2 separate regions of the Homo sapiens genome follow, and region 1 is linked to region 2. The links are chromatin contacts, found by Hi-C or POLR2A ChIA-PET in ENCODE. All regions are on one chromosome and are shown on one strand. The core of a region is the stretch at or near the end of the contact, and the rest is flanking DNA. Distances in the headings are between cores, read along the strand shown.

Evidence for each region. Hi-C counts contacts between places; a loop is a spot of excess contacts on that map. ChIA-PET counts read pairs that join two places held with the same protein, here RNA polymerase II (POLR2A). Pooled maps may share reads with other maps.
Region 1: a map of endothelial cell of umbilical vein shows a loop between it and region 2 (4-fold over the local background). The contact joins the enhancer-like site here to the promoter of CT75 in region 2. A Hi-C loop is called at or near these places in 1 of 168 maps with a recorded cell type or tissue (endothelial cell of umbilical vein) and 3 of 50 pooled maps. POLR2A ChIA-PET finds 5 or more read pairs at or near these places in 2 of 52 experiments (HepG2 and MCF 10A).

The regions. Positions count from the first base shown.
Region 1 is chr2:222,362,430-222,366,422 of GRCh38, forward strand. No RefSeq gene overlaps it. Among named protein-coding and RNA genes, the nearest start is that of RNF228, 44 kb to the left of the region's middle. Within about 2 kb of position 1,987, at least 3 of the 41 ENCODE cell types and tissues checked have a DNase peak (open chromatin) inside an H3K27ac peak, as active enhancers do; they include endothelial cell of umbilical vein, where a contact is called at or near this core.
Region 2 is chr2:222,316,959-222,321,029 of GRCh38, forward strand. CT75 (cancer/testis associated transcript 75) reads left to right here and starts at 1,513. Exons shown (of 4, transcript NR_136642.1): 1 at 1,513-2,412. RNF228 (ring finger protein 228) reads right to left here and starts at 3,197. Exons shown (of 1, transcript NM_001395871.1): 1 at 1-3,197. The coding sequence starts at 3,107. The coding sequence ends at 2,070. RefSeq lists enhancers at 1,206-1,801, 1,578-1,627 and silencers at 2,098-2,427, 3,068-3,377.

The DNA.
Region 1 (3,993 bases), core at 737-3,236, 46 kb after region 2:
AAGAAAAGCAAATTACTGAAGTGAGCTTGGAAATGCATATGGTCATATCAAGATGACATTTGAAACACTGGTCCAAGTTTTCCCTTGAATTCCACAGTTAAGATCACAGAACAATATGGGAAATGAGCCAGATTACATGGTACATTAAAATAAACTAGAGTTATTTCCTCAACCTCATAAAGTAGCCAATGCCACGGACCACTGCCTTTCCATGAGATAGAGAAATACTTTCCATCTTTTGGAGAAGTACTATTTTAGTCTTTGGAAAGTATATTTGGATTTTTTATTTTATTTTTATTTTATTTTCACTATACTTCTCTCCCTTGTTAACATTTCGTATAGTATAAGGCCTCAGCCTCTTCTCTTTGGATGGTAATACTGTGGGTTGGAATAACATATTGTTTCAGGTTTTTCCAAGTTTATCAATGATCAAGATGGTTTCCTTTTATAGAGGAGTCAAGGTGCATATTCCAGAAGTTTCTTTGGGAGTGATATGGTTTGGCTGCATCCCCACCCAAAACTCATCTTGAATTGGAGTTCCCATTATCCCCATGTGTTTTGGGAGGGGCCTAGTGGGAGGTAACTTAATCAAAGGGGTGGTTACCTCTACACTATTCTCGTGATAGTGAGTTCTCACAAGATCTGATGGTTTTATAGGGGGCTTTCCCACCTTTGCTCGGCACTTCTCCTTGCTGCAGTGATGTGAAGAAGGACATGTTTGCCTCCCCCTCCACCATGATTGTAAATTTCCTGAGGTTTCCCCAACCCTGCAGAACTGCTAGTCAATTAAACCTCTCTTCTTATTAAATTACCCAGTCTTGGGTATTTCTTCATAGCAGCGTGAGAACAGACTAATACAGGGAGGATGTTGGTTTTATTTTTCTATTATGAGAAGCAGCCTTGGTTGTTATTACCAGTATTAGAAAATTAGGTTTATTTATGTCCATTTGTATTATAAACATGAATTACTTTAAATTAATTTAGTATGTTTTTTTAGGTTGGCTTATTAGATCCAAAAATAACTAAAAGAGAACCAGTTGATTTAAGACCCAACTGCCAAAAATTATATTTAAAATTAGAGTTTTCTTGCTTGCTTCTCTCTGAGGAACCTTGAGCATGTCTCTTTCTGTAGAATGCTTTTTAGGAATCAGTTTAAAGCTACTTTAAAATCATTCAGCCTAAGGTATTAATTGAAAGTGGATCTTGTCAGTTTGCTCGGTCCTGGAGTCCGTTTCATAGATTTTAGGAAGTATTAATTCCTACAAGCAAGGCTCATACTCTACCCAGTTAAACTAAAGATAGCAGAAAAACAATGTTCCATTGAAACCTGAAAAGTATTTGTCCTTTTAATAAAATAAAAAATAAATACTTTGTTTATTAAATAGAAATAGTCCGGGTGGGTGTGGTGGCTCACTCCTGTCATCCCAGCACTTTGGGAGGCTGAGGCGGGTGGATCACTTGAGGTCAGGAGTTCAAGACCACCTGGCCAACATGGTGAAACCCCATCTCTACTAACAATAAATTAGCCAGGCGTAGTGGCAGGTGCCTATAATCCTAGCTACTTGGGAGGCTGAGACAGGAGAACCACTTGAACCTGGGAGGCAGAGGTAGCAGTGAGCTGAGATCGTGCCATTGCACTCCAGCTTGGGCAACAAGAGAGAAACTCCATCAAAAAAAAAAAAAGAATAGAATATTAAGTAGACATCTTGCTACACTTTGTCAAATATATATCACATAGTGTACTATGAAAAGGAAATAAAAGGTTTTTAATAAGGCAGAGTATATTTTATTATGATATTGAAATTGAGAACTTTAGTTTTAAGACTTTGCAATATAGAATGTAATCTATCTATTCTAATTAATGTTGAAAGTGTTTCCCTGTCTTCAAGGCTGTATTTAAGTCTTGTTTTATTTTTTAATAAAACTTTTACAACTTACATATTTCCCTGGCGTAATTTCCTCTGAGAAATGACTCCACAGTTTGGGCTTATTGTTCTGTGCTGAGTCATCCTTCCTTTTTCATGAAGGGTAACACACGTTTGTAGCTTAGTAGTTTTATCTGCCAGTTTATCAGTCTTAGTAGTTTTTCAACTTAGTAGTTTATCAGCCTGTAAAATGTGGGGAGTCTGACAGCCTTCTTTCATTCTGTCCCCTTGCTGTCCCTTTCATACCCACTTCGCAGTGTTTTTGATGGCATGACATTCTCAAGAACATCATGGGTCTTCTAAGTATGTCACAAGAGATTCAGTCCATTAGACAAGAGGTTCCTCCACAGTTCCATCCTGGGAAATCCAATCTCTATTCTTGGCTTTGCTGAGATGGCCAAAGGGATCCTTGAGTCATGCTTACTATTCAAAGTCCTTTGTGTGATTGAATACACTGACTTTTTTATCCTTCCCAGTTACTAGCAAAAGATTGTCTGTTTTTCTTCCAAAATTATTAATGAAGAAACAGAGACTTGGAAATGTTATTAACCTGCCTAAATCTCTCTCAATTCATGATAGCCACACTGTGGTCCTTGATATTCCCCTAATAACAGGGCCTCACTCACCTCAAGTTCATCACTGTTTCTTTTGCCTGGAATATTCTTCTTTCAAATTTCTATTGAACTTAGGGCTTTCACAGGATGCAACCCTTTTGGTGCACAACCTGGGAAAGTCTCAGACAAACTGGATAAATTGGTTGCTTGGGTAGAATATATACTCTACAAAGGCAGAAGTCTTGGTTATTTATTCATATTTCCACCGCCCCTAGAAGAGAGCCTGTCCTATAGTAGACAATCAGTAAATATTTATTGCATGAATAAATGAATACTATGCAGACTCAGTTGTGGCAATAGGAGGCAGTGAGGACAGCCATAGTGAGTTTGCAGCAGCAACATTCGGTATCAGTGTTGATACTGGAGGCCCAAGATGCGCTGTCCAGAGTCTAGTGGTGGTAAGCATGATATTTCCACCAGATCACTACAGTGGGATTTGGAGCATTTTCTTGGCTATGTGACATCAACCTGGCTCTTCCACCCTCCCAAATATATATGAACCATTCAATATCACTGGAATAAAATTAGGATATTATTTTTTAAAAAAATTATATAAAAGAGGTGGGGCCAGCCTATAGACTGCCTCATTTAGATGTGATGCAGTTGAGGAACCCAAATCATGGAGGGACTAGATTACACGACAGAGGGACTGAAGGAGGGAGAGGTTGACTAGAGATAGACTACCAGTAAGGCCAAGCTAATATTCTAATCCTTACTCTGATATAATGAGGATTCATTCCAAAAGTCGTGAGACTCATGTTAAAGAGAAGAATTGTTAGACTATTGAGGGCCAGAGATGAAGAGAAAGGAGCCTCAACGATAATTCCAGTTCAATGTTCACTTCCTGTTAGGGCAAACAAAGGCAAAATAGACCATAATTGTCATCCTAATAACCAAATCAAGCTAGAAAAAGTACAAAATCATATTTCTTAAAACTTAAGAGAGAGTGGAGGATGCAAAGAACCTAAAAGAACCAAATGCCAGAGAGAGATAGGCTCTTTTTAGGAGAGAAGAGATCCACAGTTGCTCTTATTCTTTTTTTTTTTTTTGTAATACTTTAAGTTCTAGGGTACATGTGTACAACGTGCAGGTTTGACACATAGGTATACATGTGCCATGTTGGTTTATGGCACCCATCAACTCATCATTTACATTAGGTATTTCTCCTAAAGCTATCCCTCCCCCAGCCCCCCACCCCGCAACAGGCCCCGGTGTGTAATGTTCCACTTCCTGTGTCCAAGTGATCTCATTGCTCAATTCCCACCTATGAGTGAGAACATGCGGTGTTTGGTTGTCCTGGATATCCTTGTTAACCTTCTTTCTCATTGATCTGTCTAATACTGACAGTGGGATGTTAAAGTTTCCCATTATTACTGTGTGGGAGTCTAAGTCTCTTTGTAGGTCTCTAAGGAGTTGCTTTATGAATCTGGGTGCTCCTGTATTGGGTGCATATA
Region 2 (4,071 bases), core at 263-2,762:
ACAGAGTTTAGTTTTAGTGGACATTGTGGTAGTAAATATGTAAGTTACTTCTCTCTTCAGAATACAACAGATCTCACTGGGCCTTCCAGGGTCATTATTCCTAGAAATAATCCCACTAAATGCCCATCTTAGCAACGCACATTTCCATGTGTGAGTTATTTCTCTCTCAGCCCCATTTAAAAATGTGAAATTTGGATTTAGAAGGGGACATGTATTTAAGGAAGAGAAGTGCCACACAAATAATGGAGCAATTTTACCATGAAATTAATGTCATGAAAATAGATATTTCTATAAATACCTCTTGTTTTTATTATTAAGACAATGCAGACATAAAACACTTCATACTGTAGTTTCTACATTGCAGCCAAACCACTTATCAATGGCCAATAAATTACTTCACTCCTATGATAGATACAAATGCTCGATTCAAGTTCAATTAATAGAATAGTGTCAGGATATCATGCAGACAGCTTGCATAAATACTCGAGGAATAATAGCATACCTTCAGTAGATTCTGTGATTTTTAAGCATGAAAACTTTGTCTTATTCCAAATTTCAAAAGATGGAATAAAGAATGTTTTCATATAAAATACATTTGGAACAGTTTTCCTTCTTAAAAAAAAAGGCATCTAACCCACTTGCAACATATACTGGCAATTCATCTTTGTAGTTACAAAATCAGATAGATATATATTCTTTTTCATCTCATGTGACTGTATGTGAACATTTCAGTAATTCCAACAATATCAAACAGCTAAATTCAAAATCATATAATACTTTCTAATAAGTGTATACGATATATATCTTTTGTAGCCAAAGGCAGAAAGACCTTCAGTTAGTTGATTTCATGTTTGGGCACTAGTTTATATTTTATCAGATAATTAAAAGTCATTAGTTATTTCACAGTATAAAATATTGAATCAATTACCAACAGGCTTTTATTTTCTGCTCCTAATTTCGAAATGTATTTGGACTCGAGGTATGGGAATAATGTCACTGCTTATCAAACAATTTTCTGGAAATCTTAATGCACAAAAATTTCCAGATTTATATATTCAAAAATAAATTATATGTTAAATGAAATTAAGAAAAAAAGGCGAGGGGAAGGAGAAAATCTAGTTTATATTCTGTGTGAATAGCTTTCAATATCTTCCAGGTGGGGGCAACCGTAAGCCACTTTTGAGAGAAGGGAGAACAGGCTCTTTAAGCTCCCTGAGTCTAGTTACAGAAGACTTCCTGGCAGTAACACCGTGAATAAAACAACCACAAGCTTCCAGGAGATGAGACTTCTAGGCTCTGCTCCAGACAACACCCGGCCATGGGCAACAGGGCCCACCGCCCTGGGCGCGCCGCAGCCTCGGCCACTCCGAGTCGGCTCCGATCGCGCACGCGCGCCGTGCACCTGCCCCATCGCGCCCAGCTGCTGCCTGAGCTCCGGGCACGCCCGCGCTGTGCCGGCGGGGAGTGTCCGTCACTCTCAGCGCTCAGGATCTCTCCCTTTCCAGGACCGCTAGGAAGCAGGAAATCCTTTTCCTCTCACGTTTACATCCCATTCATTCTTCCTCCGGGCAATTCAAGTCCATTCACAGCCGCCACAGATGCACGTGTGCACGCGCGCAGCTGCACCTTTAAAGAAACTCTCAAGTCCTGGCGGCCAGAAAACCAGCTTTCAGGCGGGGCGGTGGGGCTCCCCCTCCCCTTGCTTCGTCTCTGCAGATCTTTGTGCTCTAGGGAGGGATGGCCGCACATTCTGACGAGGACGAGGGTGGTGCATAACGCGGAGGTCAATTTTGCACAGTCCAGGCAAAAGAGACCCCCCCCCCCCACCAACATCCCTTCCTGTTCAGTTTCCCTCTCTGGCCCAGCGCGAAGGGCGAGGGGCGACAGAAGCCCGAGGGACAGAAAACCGAGGCTCCTCAGTGGCCGAGTTGGGAGAGAGTGTGAGTCCAGGAGAGCCCGGGGGCAGCAGGGAGAGGGTGCAGAAGCTCGAGCGCACCGAGCCAGAGGCCCCCTCTTCTCCCGCCACGCGGGGCTGGAGGTGCAGGCGCCGGTTCCGCGGCGTGGCCCGGCTATGTGTCGCTCCTCCGCGCGCCGCCCGCCGCAGCCCGTGCCCTCGGGCCGCCGCCGCCGCCGCTGCCCCCCGTCGAGCCCGCGGCCGCACCCTCGGGCCGATACTTGAGCCAGCAGATGACCCAGGTGACAACGACCGAGAAGAGTGCCAGGATGCTGGCCACCGACAGGCAGATGGGCCCCACGGGCGAGGGCGAGGGCGACCCGGTGGCCGGTGCCTCGCCAGGGGGCGCCCCGCCTCCGGGGGTTCCCCCGCCGCCGTAGTGGTTGACGAAGATGAGGCCGGTGAAGAGCAGCACCACCATGGAGAGGAAGGAGAAGACCACGCACACGCAGCCAGCGGTGAGCGCCGCGCGCTTGCAGTTCTGGCAGCTGTCGTAGGCGCCCGGGGCGCGCAGGCCGGGGCGGGCTCGAGGCCCGGGGGCCGCGTCCTCGGCAGGCGGCGGCGGCGGCGGCTGCGGTGGGGCGGGGGAGGGCGGCGGTGGCGGGGCCGGGGTGGGCGGCGGGGCAGCAGCGGGCGCGGGCAGGCGCGCGGGCAGCGGCGGGAGGCGGTCCTGGGGCAGCGGGTCGTGCGCTGCGCGCAAAGCCAGCGGGAAGGCCTCGGCTAGCTTGGTGTTGTTGGGCAGGCCGTGCACGCGGCTGTCGGGCAGCGGCGTGCGGTGGCGGCACACCGGGCACGCGATGGCGCCGGGCGGGCAGAGCCAGGGCGGCGGGCGCGGCGGGCGCTCAGGCGCGGCGGCAGCGGCGGCGGCGGCGGCGGCGCGGAGCTGCAGCTGGCTCAGGCACTCCTGGCAGAAGGTGTGCAAGCACGCCAGCAGCTTGGGCGCGCGCCGGTCCGCGTCGAAGTAGTTGTAGCAGATTTTGCACTCGTAGTCCTCAAGCGGAGGGAGGCCGGAGACCGTCTCCGCTGCGTCCCGGGCTCCTGCGTCTCCGCAGTCCGGGGCTCCCTTCGCGGCGACCCCAGCTCCCTCCCGGCTCCCGGGGCTGCTGCTTGGGCTCTGCTGGCTGCCGCCGCTGTCGCTCGCCGGCGCTGCCATGGCATGATCCGCCCCTCATCGGGGGCAAGGTGAGGTGCCTTCCTCCCCCTGCACCGCCGCCTGGGCTCCGGGCGGGGAGGAGGCGCTTCTGCCTCCCCCCTCTGACTGCTGTCGCCTGGCGGGGGAGGCACCGCTGGCTGGGCCAGGCGGGGGCGCAGCAGCGACCGCCTCCCCCTCCCGCCTCCCCGTCCCCCGCCCCCGGCGCGTGCACCACGGTCCCTCCCCGTCCCTGGGCTCCTCTGCAGTCCCCCTCGGCCTTCTCAACGCAGCTTTCCCAGCAGCTTAGGATATCGGTTTTTGTTGGACTTGAAATTGGGAGTTGAGGGCGGCCTGGAGGCGCTCGGGAAGGAGATTTGGGGTGCGGCTGCTTATAAAGATGTTGCCTTTTACCCCAGCAGTCCCCCGCCCCCTACGCGGGGTGGTGGCAGGAAACCGGTTCCTGAGTTTTCCTTCTTTCTCTTCCTCGACACGACCTCCCCACCAGTGTGTTTCTGTTTATCCTCCTCGCCCGGGGGCTGGGTCCCTGGCGAAGCCTCGTTTTCACCCACCCACCCCCAAGCCAGAGCTCACCAGTGATGTAATGCGGGACCCGCGCGGGGAGGGGAAACGGCAGCCTCAACCGCCTGGCAGCGGCGGTTTCTTCTCTTCGTGAAAATCGTGATCTCATCTCTCCGTCCATGGGCGAAAAAACAGCCATCACCAGGCCATTCACGCTTTGTGCTTTTGTTAGCAGAGCCCAGGCAGCCCTGCAGCCCACATCTAGGGTACAAACGGAACGGCGGCGTTTTCCTTGTATCATTTAGAGGAAATTTTTGAGCTGAACAGTATTTTTTTTCTCCCTCTCTCTCTCTCTGAAATATTGCTGAGATTTAAAGGAGGACGAAGACAACAGATTCATAGCTGGGTCTTGCTGTTTTCCTGACGCTGACCACAGCGGATCTAGGTGGCTATTTCGTTGGTGCAC